Linked DNA regions of Homo sapiens: regions 2, 3, 4, 5 and 6 are each linked to region 1. Evidence: chromatin contacts called from ENCODE Hi-C or POLR2A ChIA-PET data. All regions are on one chromosome and are shown on one strand. Each heading gives the region's core, a stretch centred on a gene start or an enhancer-like site at or near the end of the contact. The rest is flanking DNA. Distances are from core to core; before and after follow the strand shown.

Evidence for each region. A loop is a pair of places that touch in the nucleus more often than their neighbours do. ChIA-PET counts read pairs that join two places held with the same protein, here RNA polymerase II (POLR2A). Pooled maps may share reads with other maps.
Region 2: a map of ascending aorta shows a loop between it and region 1 (10-fold over the local background). The contact joins the promoter of ZNF763 here to the promoter of ZNF44 in region 1. A Hi-C loop is called at or near these places in 2 of 168 maps with a recorded cell type or tissue (ascending aorta and psoas muscle) and 16 of 50 pooled maps. POLR2A ChIA-PET finds 5 or more read pairs at or near these places in 4 of 52 experiments (WTC11, activated B cell and activated naive CD8-positive, alpha-beta T cell).
Region 3: a loop to region 1 is called in a pooled map, with 8 times the contacts of the local background. The contact joins the promoter of DHPS here to the promoter of ZNF44 in region 1. A Hi-C loop is called at or near these places in 2 of 37 single-sample maps with no recorded cell type and 11 of 50 pooled maps. POLR2A ChIA-PET finds 5 or more read pairs at or near these places in 3 of 52 experiments (HEK293T, MCF 10A and activated B cell).
Region 4: a loop to region 1 is called in a pooled map, with 6 times the contacts of the local background. The contact joins the promoter of ZNF433 here to the promoter of ZNF44 in region 1. A Hi-C loop is called at or near these places in 1 of 37 single-sample maps with no recorded cell type and 4 of 50 pooled maps. POLR2A ChIA-PET finds 5 or more read pairs at or near these places in 3 of 52 experiments (GM12878, PC-9 and activated B cell).
Region 5: a loop to region 1 is called in a pooled map, with 7 times the contacts of the local background. The contact joins the promoter of HOOK2 here to the promoter of ZNF44 in region 1. A Hi-C loop is called at or near these places in 2 of 37 single-sample maps with no recorded cell type and 2 of 50 pooled maps. POLR2A ChIA-PET finds 5 or more read pairs at or near these places in 2 of 52 experiments (HepG2 and PC-9).
Region 6: a map of PC-3 shows a loop between it and region 1 (31-fold over the local background). The contact joins the promoter of ZNF564 here to the promoter of ZNF44 in region 1. A Hi-C loop is called at or near these places in 8 of 168 maps with a recorded cell type or tissue (B cell, HCT116, PC-3 and 4 more), 22 of 37 single-sample maps with no recorded cell type and 24 of 50 pooled maps. POLR2A ChIA-PET finds 5 or more read pairs at or near these places in 7 of 52 experiments (CD4-positive, alpha-beta T cell, MCF 10A, PC-3 and 4 more).

What each region holds. Positions count from the first base shown.
Region 1 is chr19:12,293,633-12,296,332 of GRCh38, reverse strand. It overlaps ZNF44 (zinc finger protein 44), which reads left to right and starts at 1,450. Exons shown (of 4, transcript NM_016264.4): 1 at 1,450-1,641. The coding sequence starts at 1,639. RefSeq lists an enhancer at 1,066-1,115 and a silencer at 1,666-1,895.
Region 2 is chr19:11,963,740-11,966,439 of GRCh38, reverse strand. ZNF763 (zinc finger protein 763) reads right to left here and starts at 1,400. Exons shown (of 4, transcript NM_001367172.2): 1 at 1,229-1,400. The coding sequence starts at 1,231. It also overlaps a transcript of ZNF69 not described here. RefSeq lists a silencer at 981-1,180 and enhancers at 1,332-1,626, 1,319-2,272.
Region 3 is chr19:12,680,478-12,683,177 of GRCh38, reverse strand. DHPS (deoxyhypusine synthase) reads left to right here and starts at 1,298. Exons shown (of 9, transcript NM_001930.4): 1 at 1,298-1,618. The coding sequence starts at 1,412. RefSeq lists enhancers at 1-77, 601-1,123, 1,189-1,483, 1,124-1,647 and cis regulatory regions at 1,007-1,541, 1,567-2,067.
Region 4 is chr19:12,034,417-12,037,116 of GRCh38, reverse strand. It overlaps ZNF433 (zinc finger protein 433), which reads left to right and starts at 1,438. Exons shown (of 4, transcript NM_001308348.2): 1 at 1,438-1,580. The coding sequence starts at 1,578. It overlaps ZNF433-AS1 (ZNF433 and ZNF878 antisense RNA 1), which reads right to left. Exons shown (of 3, transcript NR_134929.1): 2 at 1,345-1,563. RefSeq lists silencers at 1,324-1,483, 1,724-1,773, 1,784-1,903.
Region 5 is chr19:12,774,102-12,776,801 of GRCh38, reverse strand. It overlaps HOOK2 (hook microtubule tethering protein 2), which reads left to right and starts at 1,250. Exons shown (of 23, transcript NM_013312.3): 1 at 1,250-1,397; 2 at 1,905-1,990; 3 at 2,061-2,133. The coding sequence starts at 1,353. RefSeq lists a silencer at 1,187-1,406, a cis regulatory region at 791-1,432 and enhancers at 969-1,647, 1,648-2,328.
Region 6 is chr19:12,550,090-12,552,789 of GRCh38, reverse strand. ZNF564 (zinc finger protein 564) reads left to right here and starts at 1,308. Exons shown (of 4, transcript NM_144976.4): 1 at 1,308-1,460. The coding sequence starts at 1,458. It overlaps LINC02926 (long intergenic non-protein coding RNA 2926), which reads right to left and starts at 1,064. Exons shown (of 2, transcript NR_187485.1): 1 at 1-1,064. RefSeq lists enhancers at 1-257, 1,041-1,335, 1,401-1,510, 2,169-2,671 and a silencer at 1,741-1,820.

The DNA.
Region 1 (2,700 bases), core at 201-2,700:
ACCACGCCCAGCTAATTTTGTATTTTTAGTAGAGACGAGCTTTCTCCATGTTGGTCAGGCTGGTCTCAAACTCCCGACCTCAGGTGATCCGCCCGCCTGGGCCTCCCAAAGTTCTGGGATTACAGGTGTGAGCCACCGGGCCCGGCCTCTTTTTTTCTTTTTTAAATATGTAGCAGTACAAGCCGCAGACAAGAACCCCTCAGACACCGAGTTGTGGAAGGAAAGGGCTTTATTCAGCTGGGCTGGGAGCATCGGCGGACTCACGTCTCCAAAAACCGAGCTCCCCGAGTGAGCAATTCTTGTCCCTTTTAAGGGCTTACAACTAGGAGTCCGCGTGAGAGGGTCGTGATTGATGGAGCAAACAGTGGGTACGTGACTGGGGGCTGCATGCACCGGTAACCAGAACTGAACAGAACAGGACAGGGATTTTCACAGTGCTTTTCCATACAATGTCTGGAATCATAGATAACACAGTTAGGTCAGAGGTTGATTTTTAACTACCCAGCCCAGGGCACAAGCCGGGTTATCTGCCTGTGGATTTCATTTCTGCCTTTTAGTTTTTACTTCTTCTTTGGAGGCAGAAATTGGGCATAAGACAATATGAGGGGTGGTCTCCTCCCTTATAGTATAGAGACGGAGTTTCACTCTATGTCCAGGCTGGTCTTGAACTACTGGCCTCAAGCGATCCTCCCACCTAGGCCTCCCAAAGTATTGGGATTACAGCGGTGAGCCACCACGCACTGCCAAGAGGACAGATTCCATCCCCAGTGATTTCATCCCCACCCCAACCAGTCAGTAGCAAGCCTAGCTACCTCCACCCTTTCTCCCAAACTGCCCTTGAAAAACCCCTACCAGAGGACCTTGGATGAGAATAATTTGAGTAGTAACTCCGTCTCTCACGTATCGTAGCTGGCCTAGTGTTTATTAAACTTTTTTTTTAACTGCAATACCGTGGTCTTTATTTGCGTAGCGCGCAGAAAGAACCCATCCAGCGCTTATAGTGGAAGAAAGGCTTGACCTTGCAGGCGACAGCCTCATCCCAAATTCCTGGTCCCTGGAGGACATCAGCACCACCCCCCCACCCACCCACCCCCTGTCCCCCGCTGCTACAGTGTGGCCTGTGTGGCCTCGGCTGCCCTCCTGCTCTGAGGCCAAGGGATGGCTCCACTGGACAGTGAGTCTGGGATTCCTTGCACACAATTGTTCAGGAGGAAGAAGCAAAAAGGGCCCACTGCGTACAGGTAGGAAATTCCGCTTTAAGGCAAACGTTTCCCGGGACGGGTCGGGTCACAACGCAGGGAGGAAGCCCGCCCTGCCAGGGGCCGGGTCTGGAACCTGTTCATCCGGCTGCACTCAGCACTGTGAGATCGCTTCTTCTGTCACTCAGTGCCCAGGAGGCGGGACCTGGAGGGCTACCCAATCAAAGTCGTGGGCGGGTTCCTGAGAATTGTCAATCAGGCGCGAGGCAGAGAGGAGGGTGTGACGTTCCAGGAGCTAGTGGCCTCTTCACCCTGGTGACCTCTGTTCCGTATTCTGTCACTGAGAGACGCCCTGGGACATCTGTGGTGGCTTTTGTCGCGCTGGGACCTACCCTGACTACGGGAGTTGGGAGGACCCGGGACACCGCACAGCCGGGAAATGGTGAGTGTGCGGGGCCCGGCGTCCTGAGGCAGGGCGAAGGGCTGGTCGGAACCAGTCGGAACCGGCTGTGGCGGGACCCGGGCCTCGCCGCAGCGTCTTTGGGGTCTGGGACCTGAGCGCCCCCTGCGCACCTCGGTCCTCGGTCCGTTTGGCCGCAGGGTGGGGCTGGGCCGGCAGCCGGGACCCCGGGCGTCCTGTCCCGTCCCTGAGCTGCGACTGCGGCCCCGGCCCCGGCGCCCCTCTCTGGGCAGCTCCGCGCCCTCAGCCCCGCTTCTCCCCAGATTGTGCGGCGGAACCAGTACAGGTTCGCAGCCCAAGTCACTGCACCCGGACGCCGAGGGCTGCAGCAGAAACGGTTTAATAGGAGAGGACACCCTAGATCCGCCTCCGTGAGAGGTTTGAGGATGGGGTGTTTAGGGGTCTGGACGGGGGTGGTTGGGATGTGGGGTCGCTGGTTGGTGGAGAAGTGAGGGGTGAATCTTGGGACTGGAGGTGAAGAAACCGCATTCTGCTGCTGAGTGGGCTTCCTTGTGGGGTCTTCAGCCTGCTTGGCGCCAGCCTTTCCGCTGGAATTCAAGATCTGAGAAAGAACTTAGACGACTCTTGAGCAACTCTCAGAGATCTTATCCCCAGGCCAATGGGGAAGCCGGCGGTCAGCGTCTGCTGTGACCTGACTCTCAGGGAGGCGGCTTCCTGTGAAGCAGCGGGGCTGAGGGCACCTGGTTAATATCTAACTGCAATCTCGCCTCCAGCCTGGCTCGCAGTTCCTGTGAGCCCGGTGAGGAGGCTGCACGGTGACGGTGGGAGGGTCACTAGGCACAAACCAGACTCGTGTGTGGGGTTTGTGTGTGGGAGGAGCTGTGGTCTCTGTGCTCTTCAGTCCTTTCTTTCCAAGGGCGACCATTTCTCCTCCGAGGCTTTCAAAGATATTGGCATCAGGGTCTTTGAGACCTGTCCCTTCATCCTAACTCCTCTTGGGGCTAACAGTAAATCTTTTGGTTTCCAGAGCCTTCCATATGCTAACTTCACTCCTCAATTCCCAGTAACGTTATGAACCCT
Region 2 (2,700 bases), core at 151-2,650, 330 kb after region 1:
ATCCAGCCATTGCACTCCAGCCTGGGCGACAGAAGGAGATTCTGTCTCAAACAAAAACAAAAACAAACAAAGTACCTTCCCAGTTAAGTGAAGTGACTGGCTCTTGGCCAAGGGAACCCCCAAAAAACCCTGAAAATTGAGTGCCTCTGTATGACAGGATGGCAGGTGAGACAGGTCTCCTTATACCCTCTCCCTTTAGGAGTTTACATGCAGCAACTGACGCACATTCATGTAAAAACAGACATTATCTGACTGGAAAAACAGACTCCTTGTGGCAAGAAGATACCAAATTACAAACAAGACCTAAGGCCACGCAAGGTAAGGGTAAGTCATGCCTTGGAATTCATAAAATCTCGAGAAACAGGTCTGTTTTTTGGCTGGGATGGAATCAAGTGGCAGATAACAGACCCCCTTCCTTCAGCATTCCTTCCTACCTCCTCCAAACTTTAGACAAACTTCACACTCTCAATCAACTGCCACCTACAGAATCCCTCAACCACCTGTGCCTTCTAACCCCCCTTCCACAGGTCCCGCCCTTTCTGCCAATGGAACTTACACCTTCCAGGCACTGATTCATGATTTTCCCTGCAATTCCTGTCTCTCTGAAATGAATAAAACCAAATTGTCTTGAGCCGCCTCGGGACCACTCACTATAGGCTTCTTGGGGTTGTGTTTCCCTTGCCAAGGTCTCTCCTATTTGGCTACGAATAAACTTTATTTTACATTGTTTGGCTTTTTCAGTTGACAAACCACAAGCCAGGACTGGGTGGTTCTCATTACTGAATTGCTGTTTGCTCAAATGAACTCTTTAATTGTTAATGTACTTCAGTTTAATTTTTAACAGGAGAAAGTGGGAACTGGGGGCCCCACAGACCACTGCTCCTCCCACGCACGAACCCTACACACGAGTCAGGATTTCCCCCATGACCCTCTCGTGGCTTCCGCATAATCTGGGGAGACGCGGGGCTGCGGGCGCGGAACTGCCCAGAGAGGGCTCCGGGGCGGGGCCGCAGTCACCGCGCAGGGACAGGACAGGACACCCGGGGTCCCGGCTGCCAGCCCAGCCCCATCCAGCGGCCGAGGGGACCGAGGGCCGAGCAGCTCCAGGAGGACTCGGTCCCAGACCCTGGAGTCGCCCGCAGGGAGGCCCGGGTCCCGCCGCAGCCGGTTCCGGCCGGTTCCAGGCAGCCTCTACCCCGTCTCGGGACAACCGGCTATGCACACGCACCATTTCCTGGCTTTCAGATGTCCTGGGGTCCTCTCTACAGCTCCTGTGACTACAGAAGGGCACAGCGCAGGAGACAGAGCGATAGAAACCTGGGTAGAGGTACCAGGTCCCTCTCGGGGATGGATACAGCGGATATCAACCACCGGCTGCGCAAGGACAAAGGTGAGGACAGGAATGCGACCCACTCTGTGCCTGGATAAACAATGGGCAGGGCCCTGCCCCGGCACCTCTGATTGGATGGAATGCTAGGCCCCGCCCCTCACTTCTGAGTGACAGCGGAAGCCTTGGGTATCAGGCCCGGCAGAGCCAGACTGACTTGACGGATTCTAGCCACAGCTTCTCTAAGGGCGAGGTGCTTCCTGTACTCTGATTATTGGATATTTGCATTTCAGCCAGACTTGCTACAGATATAAGAGAACACTAGCGTCTTCCTCACTCAAGGGATTTTCCCCGCTCCTTCGTTCTGCACGGGGTCACAGGAGTGTGCAGGGAATTTCAGACTCAGTGTCCATAGGAGCCATCTGCTGGCCTCAGAGCAGCAGGGGAACCGAGACCAGGCCAGGCACGACTGCATCAGGAGAGGCACATGTCCTTGAGCGGGCCGGAATTGGGAATGAGGCATGGCCAAGCCTTGCTCACACACCCCCATCCCCTCCTCACAGTGTGAAAATGCTCCCTGCTTCCAGATCTTCATTTTCACCAGCAGGAAACTCTCACCTGGGGTTAATTTAACCTTCTGACCTAAATAAACTGTCAACTTCATGAACCCTTTATCCAGGTGTCGCCCCCAAACAATTCTGTCTCTAGCCTGATATTCACACATTCTCTTTATATATACAAACAACTCTGCCTCCAGCGACCCCATGCGTGTCAAACCCCAAACCCTGCCCAGAAGACAGCCCCAGGCTCCAGAGGTACAACACCAGAAAGGACAGAACCCCACAAAGGCGTCTGCACGTCTCTTCTGCTTTCCAGGGCTCTGCAGCTTCTCGGAATCCACACTCCTTCTGGAGCTGCTCTGAGCGGCTGGAGGCCACTTGTAGGGGAGGGCGGGCTGCCCGGGAAGACCCCAGGGAATCTCTCTTTCTCTTCCTTTGCAGGATCCACACTGGCCTCGGCGTGGAGTCACTGGCCTGGGGCTCTGCTGCCCCCTGCAGGTTATTCAGCTACTTCTCACCCGACTGATCAGTTCCATGAGACAAACACCCTCAAACCCCTGCTCTCCTCCTATGTTTATGTATAAAATGGGCGAGGAAAATTCTAAGATAACTTAAGTGCATTTAAAAGACTTTCAGATCGCGGTGGAGGTGGCAGCTGAGGGTCCCCTGATCAGTGACACTGCAGCAACTCCAGGCCTGGAGAGAGGGTGGAGAGCTGGAGCTGGATGTGGACAGGTGGAGGGAGCTACTCTGGGAACTGGGCTCTACAGCAGCGCGGATCTAGGGCCCGGAGCCCGGGAGAGCAGAGATGGG
Region 3 (2,700 bases), core at 49-2,548, 390 kb before region 1:
GAGATCGTGCCACTGCACTCCAGCCTGGGAGACAGCGCAAGACTCTAGCTCAAACAAACAAACAAACAAAACAGCAACAACAACAACAAAACCATCCTCCCCTCCCGAGGGGACAGAACAGAAACGAATGGGCGAGTGCCGGGCCAAGCAGTGGGTCTCCAGCAGGTGGCATTAAAATAGGAATTTTGGCTGGGGACGGTGGCTCACACCTGTAATCTCAGCACTTTGGAAAGCCCAGGCGGGCGGTCACCTGAGGGCAGAACCAGCCTCGCCAACATGGTGAAATGCCATCTCTACTAAAAATAAAAAATTAGCCAGGCCTGGTGGTGGGTGTCTGTAATCCCAGCAACTCGGGAGGCTGAGGCAGGAGAATCGCTTGAACCAGGGGGGCAGAGGTTGCAATGAGTCAAGATTGCACCACCGCACTCCAGCCTGCGTAACAAGAGCGTGTAACTCTTGTCTCAAAAATAAATTAAATAAATAAATAATAAAAATAAAAAAGAATCTTCATTCATGGGAAGTCGAGAACACATGAAAACAAGTAAAGGCCGAAGCGCAGTGGCTCACGCCTGTAATCCCAGCACTTTGGGAGGCTGAGGCGGGCGGATAACCTGAGGTCGGAAGTTCGAGACCAGCCTGACCAACAGGGAGAAACCCCGCCTCTACTAAAAATACAAAATTAGCCGGGCATGGCGGTGCATGCCAGTAGTCCCAGCTACTCGGGAGGCTGAGGCAGGAGAATCGCTTGAACCCGGAATGTGGAGGTTGTGGTGAGCTGAGATCGGGCAATTGCACTCCAGCCTGGGCAACAAGAGCGAAACCCTGTATCAAAAAAAAAAAAAAGAAAAAAAAAGGAAGAAAAGGCCTAAAGGCGCCGGGCGCGGTGGGTCACGCCTGTAATCCCAGCACTTTGGGAGGCCGAGGCGGGCGAATCACGAGGTCAGGAGATCGAGACCAGGTGAAACCCCGTCTCTACTAAAAATACAAAAAAATTAGCCGGGCGTGGTGGTGGGCGCCTGTAGTCCCAGCTACTCGGGAGGCTGAGGCAGGAGAACAGCGTGAACCCGGAAAGCGGAGCTGGCAGTGAGCTGAGATCGCGCCACTGCACTCCAGCCTGGGTGACAGAGCGAGACTCCGTCTCAAAAAAAAAAAAAAAAAAAAAAAGAAAGAAAGGGCCTAAAGGCTCCTCGCGGCTTCCGTATTACGGAACACACGCACAAAAATGGCGGCGACCTGGTTTACAGGGGCTAAAAATGGTCACGTGATAAACCAACTTCCGGTCTTTCGCCCAAAGCACGTTCCCTACTTCCTGTGCTCTTGCGGAGACGCGCGCGTCGGGGTTTAACGCGTTTCTGGGCCGCCGTAAGCCCGGCCTAGGGGCAGCTTTGACTCGAGAGCCGGCTATAGGCGCATGGAAGGTTCCCTGGAACGGGAGGCGCCAGCGGGGGCGCTGGCCGCCGTGCTAAAGCACAGCTCGACGTTGCCGCCCGAAAGCACCCAGGTCCGGGGCTACGACTTCAACCGCGGTGTGAATTACCGCGCACTGCTGGAGGCCTTCGGCACCACCGGCTTCCAAGCAACCAACTTCGGGCGCGCTGTACAGCAAGTCAATGCCATGGTGAGGACCGGGCGGAATTTCTAGGGACGCGGAGGGGCGTGGCTTGTAGAACCAACGCGGTACTAGACGGGGGCAGCGTTTCCAGTGGAGGGGATATGTCTTTTATTTGAGTTGCCCAATAGTTGGAGGAAGGCGGGACCTATTCTGGGCGGGAGTTTCTGTCCTGGGAAGGGGATTTTGCACTCTGGTAGTTACATGCTGGTACGGTAACCTGAGGAGGCGAGGACTGATTCTTGGTGTGGGGGCGGGTTCTAGGTACATTTAAAGCTTTCTGGAATGGGCGGAGCCTGGGGCAAGACAAATTAAGGGAGGATATGGGAGGAGGAGCCTAAGTCTGGGCGGTTCTTGAATTTAGATTTGCTTTTCCCAGCGGGGAAGGGACCGGATCTGAAAGGAGATGCTCTCTGATTCCTAAAAGGGTGGGGGCTGGCTGGGCGCGGTGGCGCATGCCTATAATCCCAGCATTTTGGGAAGCCGAGGCGGGTGGATCAAGAGAAGAGGAGTTCGAGACAAGCCTGGCCAACATGGTGAAACCCTGTCTCTACTAAAATGCAAAAAATTAGCCGGGCATGGTGTTGCGCGCCTGTAGTCCCAGCTACTCGGGAGGCTGAGGCAGGAGAATCGCTTGAACCCGCGAGGTGGAGGTTGCAGTGAGCTGAGATTGCGCCACTGCACTCCAGCCTGGTGACAGAGCGATACTCTGTCTCAAAAAAAAAAAAAAAAAAAGGCCGGGCACGGTGGCTCATGCCTGTAATCTCAGCATTTTGGGAGGCCGAGGCGGGCGGATCACCTGAGGTCGGGAGTTCGAGACCAGCCTGACCAACATGGAGAAACCCCGTCTCTACTAAAATGCAAAAAATTAGCCGGGCATGGTGGTGCGCGCCTGTAGTCCCAGCTACTCGGGAGGCTGAGGCAGGAGAATCGCTTGAACCCGGGAGGTGGAGCTTGCAGTGAGCCGAGATCGCGCCATTGCACTCTAGCCTGGGTAACAAGAGTGAAACTCCGTCCAAAAAAAAAAAAAAAAGGGTGGGGGCAAATCCTGAACGTGTGTCTTGAGATCTGGTCTGGGAAGGGGCAGAGTT
Region 4 (2,700 bases), core at 189-2,688, 260 kb after region 1:
GTATTTTTGAGACCCTTCATTCTGATAAATTTGCTGGCATCACACAGACCAATAAACTGGCTCACCTGCTCCAGTGGCCCCTAGCCAAGAACTGACTCAGTGCAAGAAGACAGCTGAGACTTCCTGTGATATCCTTTTCGCGACCAATCAGCATTCCCCATTTTCCAGCCTTCTGCTCACCAAATTATCTTTAAAACCCTAGCCTCGGCCGGGTGCGGGGGCTCAGGCCTGTAATCCCAGCACTTTGGGAGGCCGAGGCGGGTGGATCATGAGGTCAGGAGTTTGAGACCAGCCTGACCAACATGGTAAACCCCGTCTCTACTAAAAATACAAAAATTAGCCGGGCATGGTGGCGCATGCCTGTAATCCCAGCTACTCAGGAGGTTGAGGCAGGAGAATCGCTTGAACCCGGGAGGCGGAGGTTGCACTGAGCCGAGATTGCGCCACTGCACTCCAGCATGGGCGACAGAGAGATTCCGTCTCAAAAAAAAACCAAAAAAACAAAACCTAGCCTCCCATTTTTTAGGGAGACAGAATTGAATAAAAATAAAACTCTTCTCTTTCATTTAGCCGGCTCTATGTATATTAAACTCCACTGCAATTCCCTGTCTTTTTTTTTTTTTTTTTTTTCGGAGACAGGGTCTCACTCTGACATCCAGGCTGGTAAAATCACAGCTCACTGTGGCCTCGACCTCTCTGGGCTCAGGCGATCCTCTCATTTCAGCCTTCCGAGTAGCTGGGACTGCAAACATGTACCACCACGCCCGACTAATTTTTGTATTTTTTGTAGAGGCGGGGTTTTGCTATGTTACCCAGGCTGGGCTTAAGTTCCTAGGCTCAAGCAATCTGCCTGCCTTGGCTTCCCAAAGTGGTGGGGTTACAGGCATGAGCTACCCCCACCCCCCCAGCCCACCGCCGGACGAGCTAAAGTTTCTATTCAACAGTACTCTATGGCAGGGGTCCCCAACCCCCGGTCCATGGCCTGTAAGGAACCAGTCCGCACAGCAGGAGGTGAGCGGCTGGCGGGCGAGCCAGCGGGCATTATCGCCAGAGATATGCTTCCTGTCAGATCAGCAGAGGCATTAGTCTGTCATAGGAGCCCGAACCCTATTGTGAGCTGCACATGCGAGGGATCTAGGTTGGGTTCGCCTTATGAGGATAAAATGCCTGATCTGAGGTGGAAGTTTCATTCCGAAACTATCTGCCCCCGTAGGAGAACTGTCTTCCACGAAACCGGTTCTGGTGCTAAAAAGGTTACAGACCTCTGGCTTAAAGAATCTATCGCTGGATCCGGTCAAACCCGTTTTCAGAGCCCCGTTACCAAGGGCTTCTATTGTCACTCACGGCTGAGGGGGCGGGGCCCGGCGCTTCGTCCAATCAGGGGCGCTGGGCGGGGCCTGCCGAGTGTCCATCGGGGAGGGCGAAGGCCCTGCTCTCCTCGGTTCCCGGCTCCAGGCGGCGAGCTGAGGTTGGGAGCCTGGCTTTCCCCTCCGAGAGGGTTCAGGTGCCTCTGCCATAGCTTCTGTCGCCTGTGCTGTGACCCGCACTGGTCGTGGGAGTCACCTGAAAGGCAAGAAATGGTGAGCGTGCGGGCCAGGGGTCCCGAGGCGGGGGAGGAGCTGGTTGGAACCGGCCGGAACCGGCTGTGGTGGGACCCGGGCCTCCCCGCGGCGACTCCGGGGTCTGGGACCCGATTTCCCGTGGGACAGCTCGGCCCTTGGTCCCCTTGGCCCCACAGTGGGGCTGGGCCGGCCGCCGGGACCCGGGCGTCTCGTCCTGTCCCTGCGCGGTGACTGTCACCCAGTTCCCAGAGCCCTCTCTGGGCAGCTCCGCGCCCGCTGCCCCGCGTCTCCCCACATTGTGCGGGGACTACGCGAGGGTCATGGGGGGATCCCGCCTCGGGTGTGGGGGTTTGTGTAGGAGGAGGGTGGGCTGTGGGGTCCCCAGTAGCGCCTTTCTCCTCTTAAAAATTAAACTGAGACACGTTAACAATTATAGTTTTGCTTCTCAGAATAGGTTTTAAAAAATATATTAATAATTAGAGTTCCTTTGAGATTCCTGAATGATAAACACCCAGTCCTGGCTTGTAATTTGTTAACGGAAAATGCCAAGCTGTGTAAAATAACTTAAAGAAGTTTATTCAGAGCCGAATAGGAGAGGCCTCAGCTGAGGAAAACACAACCCCAGGAGGCCTGAAGTAAGTGGTCCCGAGGCGGCTCAAGACTGTTTTTATTCATTTCAGGGAGACAGGAATTGCAGGGAGAATCATGCATCAATGCCTGGAAAGGTGTAAGTTCCTTTGGCAGAAAGGGCGGGACCTGTGGAAGGGGGGTTAGAAGGTGCAGGTGGTTGAGGGATTCTGAAGGTGGCCGTTGGTGGAGAGTGTGAAGCTTTGTCTAAAACTTCGAGGCGGTAGGAAGGATTGCTTAAGTGAAGAGGGTCTGGTATCTGTCATATGATTTCATCCCACCCAAAACAAAAGACCTGTTTCTTTAGATTTTGTGAATTCTAAGATTTGACTTACCTCTTGCCTTGCATGGCCTTAGGTCTTGTTTGTAATTTGGTTTCTTATTGTCACAGAGAGTCTGTGTTTCCAGTTGGCTGATGTCTGTTTTAACATGAAGGTGGGTCAGTGGCTATGTGGAAACTCCTAAAGGAAGCGGGTATAATGAGGCCTGTCCAGGTATAGTGAAGCCTGTC
Region 5 (2,700 bases), core at 1-2,500, 480 kb before region 1:
ATCACGGCTCACTGCAGTCTCGACCTCCTGGGCTCAAGCTATCCTCCCACCTCAGCCTCTGTAGAGCTAGGAGCTAGGACCACAGAAACACGCCAACATGTCTGGCTAATTTTTTTTTTTTTTTTTTTGAGGAGTCTTGCACTGTTGCCCCCTGGAGTGCAGTGGTACGATCTCGGCTGACTGCAACCTCCGCCTCCAGGGTTCAAGCGATTCTCCTGCCTCAGCCTCCCGAGTAGCTGAAATCAGGCGTGCGCCACCACGCCCAGCTAATTTTTAGTATTTTTAGTAGAGACGGGGTTTCACCATGTTGGCCAGGCTGGTCTCGAACACCTGACCTCGTGATCCGCCCGCCTCGGCCTCCCAAAGTGCTGGGATTACAGGCGTGAGCCACCGCTACCTGGGTAATTTTTAAATTTTTTGAAGAGAGGCTGGTCTCCAACTTCTATCCAAATTAATTCTCCCTCCTAGGCCTCCCAAAATACTGGGATTACAGTCGAGAGCCACCGCGTCCGGCGGGAAAACCCCTTTAGCATCCCCTCTCCCAGTCCATAGAAAGTGCCAGGGCTCGCCCCTCCCCGCACAACGGCTCCGATTATAAAGTGGTTAGACACAAGAATTTACTTAAGGCCGGGCGCGGTGGCTCACGCCTGTAATCCCAGCACTTTGGGAGGCCGAGGCGGGCGGATCACGAGGTCAGGAGATCGAGACCATCCTGGCTAACACGGTGAAACCCCGTCTCTACTAAAAATACAAAAAATTAGCCGGGCGAGGTGGCGGGCGCCTGTAGTCCCAGCTACTCGGGAGGCTGAGGCAGGAGAATGGCGTGAACCCCAGGGGGCGGAGCCTGCAGTGAGCCGAGATTGCGCCACTGCACTCCAGCCTGGGCGACAGCGAGACTCCGTCTCAAAAAAAAAAAAAAAAAAAAAAAGAATTTACTTAAGTTGCAGGGAAAAGACGTGAATGCGCTTGTGTAACAGGGTGGAGCACCTCCGTCTCAAAAGGATCTTGAGGACCTCCCACCCCAAAAAGGGCCAGGGCGAGGATGGGAGGTGGGACCACCCTCGGATGCACAAGGCTGGGCCAGGCTGACCCCTAGCGGCAGGGCGGGCGCCCGAACGGTGCCCGGATCCAAGATGGCGGGGCTGGAGGCAAGAGCGGGCGTAGGGAGGAGATTACGTTCCGAGGCGGAGCCTGGGCTTGGGGGCGGGGCGGGGCCTGCGCCTAGGGGGGCGGGGCGGGGCGGCGCTCTAGGCCGAGCGGGAGGTCGGGGCTGCGGGCGCTCGCTGGTGGCGGACCCGGAGGCTGCTGCGGCGCCGGGGCTCCGTGGCCTGGATTGAATCCGATCGGGAGCCATGAGCGTGGACAAAGCTGAGCTATGCGGGTCTCTGCTCACCTGGGTAGGTCGTGGGGCGGGGCTAGGGGAAGGTGAGCGCCCGCTCCTCTTGCCCGGGATCCCTGGCCCTGGTTCGGTCAGTCTCTTGGTGCTGGGGCTGGGAGGTGCGGGGTCGTCGACTTGCTGGACCGTTGGACTCTGGCCCGAGCACCCGCCCCCGTCACGTGGCAAGTCTGCGTGGAAAGGACAGGTGAGGCCCCGCCCCTCTGTGGTTGGTTCACGTGGGGCGAGGACACAGGTGAATTGGCCTGGTCACGTGGTGCCTGTGGGGCCCAGGTGACTCGCGATACCACCCTGGCCTGGACGCGCAGGGTTTGTTGGGCAGAGGTGAGGTGAGGCCACGCCCCCTCCGGTCTCAGGTGAGCAGAAGCCAGTCCCTCGCAGAGCTGCTGTGGCGGAGCAGCGCCCGCCCCACCATGTGAGGTTCGCTGACTGGAAAAGTCTGCAAAAGGGGAGCGGTTCGGCGCTCCCAGGCCCTAACTCTTTCCTTGTCCTTTCCTTTACCCCTCAGTTACAGACGTTCCACGTTCCGTCTCCCTGTGCCAGCCCTCAGGACCTGAGCAGCGGCCTTGCCGTAGCCTATGTGCTGAACCAGATGTGAGTGGAGCTGAAGGGGAGGATCCCAAAAGTGTCCCCCAGTCTGCTCATCCCACCTTCTCGCCCCCAGAGACCCCTCCTGGTTCAACGAGGCATGGCTCCAGGGCATCTCGGAAGATCCAGGTCCCAACTGGAAGCTGAAGGTGACAAGTGGACTCCTGATTAGAGGACAGACTGGTGAAGAGATGACCAGGGACGGGCCAGCTAGGCACATGTCCTGGGTGATGGGCAGGAAGAGGGACAGATGTCTGGTGATCAACCATTTGTTCATCCATTCATCTATGGAGTACTCACCCTGTGCCAGGCCTGGGCATTCAGCAAGGAATAACACAGACAAAAACCTGCCCCACACAGCCATCATTCTAGTGACAAGCAACACATACACAACCATAAAAATTAACTTCCAGGCTGGGCGCAGTGGCTCATGCCTGTAATCCCAACACTTTGAGAGGCTAAAGTGGGTGGATCACCTGGGGCCAGGAGTTCAAGACCAGCCTGGCCAACAAGTTGAAACCCCATCTCTACTAAAAATACAAAAATTAGCTGGGTGGGGTGGTGTGCACCTGTAATCCCAGTTACTTGGGAGGCTGAGACATGAGAATCACTTGAACCTGGGAGGTGGAGGATGCAGTGAGCTGAGATTGAGCCATTGCACTCCAGCCTGGGCAACAGAGCGAGACTCTTGTCTCAAGAAGAAGAAAAAAAGAAAA
Region 6 (2,700 bases), core at 59-2,558, 260 kb before region 1:
TACATGAAGAAAATCTGTGAGGGTCAGACTCAGTGAAAAACTTGTTTGCATTGTCCCCTGGAGAAAAGGTTTGGGAACATGACAATTTATTTAGGTCACGACTTTACATTGACTCCGGGTGAGAGTTTCCTGCTGGTACAAATGAAGGTTTTGAAGGAAAGAGTGTTTCCACACTGTGAGGAGAGGACTGGAGGGCACCTTGAGCTCCCAAAGTTGAATTCTTAAGTGTCCCTGTCTCATCACCAGGTTCTGATCCACACTGGGGTTCCATTTCAGCAGTTAGAGTCTGGGTCCCAAGCTTGGGATTATTTTATTTTATATTTCATTTCTTCATTTCATTATTTCATTTCATTTCATATTTCATTTTTTAGTCTCGCTCTGTCGCCCAGGCTGGAGTGCAATGGCGCTATCTCGGCTCACTGCAACTTCCCCCTCCCAGGTTCAAGCGATTCTCGTACCTCAGCTTCCCGAGTTGCTGGGATTACAGGCACCTGCCACCACGCCTGGCTAATTTTTGTATTTTTAGTAGAGATGGGGTTTCACCATGTTGGTTAGGCTGGTCTTGAACTCCTGACCTTAAGCAATTTTCTCACCTTGGCCTTCCAAAGTTCTGGGATTACAGGCGTGAGCCACCGCGCCCGGCGCTTGGGAATATTTTTAACGTTATGATTGTGGGTTTTCCTTGTGAACTGCGGGTGAAGCAGGCTGCTTGTCTGAGCTAGTTCAAATGTTTGCTTACTTCTCTTGGTTTCTTTATAGATGATCGCTGTCATAAAAACTCCAGTTTTTCCTATACATTTAATACTTTTATTTCTTTGTCCGTTTTAATTTTCTTGCCTGAAAGAAGCAAGCCCTCCTCCCTCCTGTTACACTGTGGTCTGGCCTGGCCTGGGCGCGCCTCCTACTCCGAGGCCAGGGGATGGCTCCACTGGACGCCGAGTCTGTCATTCCCTGTGCACACTTGTGACTCTGTGTCCGGGAGGAAAAGGCAGGAAGGGCACCCTGAGTGCAGAAACACGCCAGTGTCACCTCTGCAGAGCCTGAAACACTTTCTGCTTAAATGCAAATATCCTCCCCGGCACAGAAGGTTACAGAAGGAGGAAGCCCGGCCCGCGAAGGGCAGTGGCCAAGACCCTGTCAATCTGTCTTTACTCAGCCACATACCGCATTGCTTCTCCTGTCACTCAGTACCAAGGGGGCAGGACTTGAATCATCACCCAATCAGGGGCACTGGGGCGGGAACCTGCAAACCATCCAATCAGGAACTCTGCAAGGGGGACAGGGGCAATGTTCAACAACTCCGCGGGGTCTTCCTGTTTCGTGTCCGCTGCGTTTGGGTTCCGGTCTCCGCTTCTCCAGTGGCCCCGGTGGCTCCACCGCAGCGTCTGGCGCGCTGGGACCTGCACAGGCCGGAGAGAGCCGTAGGCAGGACCCCGGGACACCCTGGAAGCCAGGAAATGGTGCGTGTGCGGGGCCGGGCGCCTGGAGACTGGGGGAGGGGCTTGTGGGAACCGGCCGGAACCGGCTGTGGAAGCACCCTGGCCTCCCTGCAGCGACTCCAGGGTCTGGGACCCGAGTTCCCTGGCGCAGCTCGGCCCTCTGTCCCCTCGGCCGCAGGGTGGGTTGGGCCGTAGCCAGTACCCCAGGCGTCCTGTCCCGTCCCTGCGCGGCGACTGCGGCCTCGGCCTCGGAGCCCTGTCTGGGCAGCTCCGCGCCCGCAGCCCCGCCTCTCTCCAGATTGTTTGTACTGGGACACGGGAGGGTCATAAGGCGGAATCCCGTCTCGGGTGTGCGGTTCGTGCATGGGAAGAGCTGTGGGCTGTGGCCTTCCCAGTACATCGTCTTTTTTTCCGGGGGACTGGTCTTCCTCCGAGTCTTCCAAACGTACTGGAAAAAGAATCTCAAACCTACGACTCCCGTTTTTTTTAGCCTAGCTTTTTCTGGGGCTGGAAATAAATGCCTAAATTTCCGGTTCCTTCCCCGCATTCCCAAAGGTGACCTCCCCTCGCCAAATCAACATTATCAGCTGTTTTTTGTTTGACATTTAAGACACAGTATTTTAGTTGTTTATAGTTTCTTTCACCATACTCTTTTGAAAGGATTTGTTTTCTGTTTGTTGTTTTTTTTTTCTTTTCAGACAGAGTTTCGCTCTGTCGCCCAGGCTGGAGTGCAGTGGGAAGATCTCAGCTCACTGCAACCTTCGCCTTCCGGGTTCAAGCAATTCTCCTGCCTCAGCCTCCTGAGTAACTGGGATTACAGGCATGCGCCGCCACGACCGGCTACTTTTTGTATTTTTGGTAGAAACTGGGTTTCTCCATGTTGGCCAGGTTGGTCTCAAACTCCAGACCTCAGGTGATCCGCTCACCTCCGCCTCCCAAAATGCTGGTATTACAGACGTGAGCCACCGCGCCCGGCCTCTTGTTTGTGTACTTGTAACCTGAGAGGGAAACGGAGAATAAGAACCTGACACTCTACGGTAAAATTTTTTTTTTTTTTTGAGACAGAGTTTCGCTCTTATTGCCCAGGCTGGAGTGCAATGGCGCGATCTCAGCTCACTGCAACCTCCACCTCCTGGGTTCAAGCGATTCTCCTGCCTCAGCCTCCCGTGTAACTGGGATTACAGGCATGCGCCACCATGCCCGGCTAATTTTGTATTTTTAGTAGAGACAGGGTTTCTCCATGTTGGCCAGGCTGGTCTCG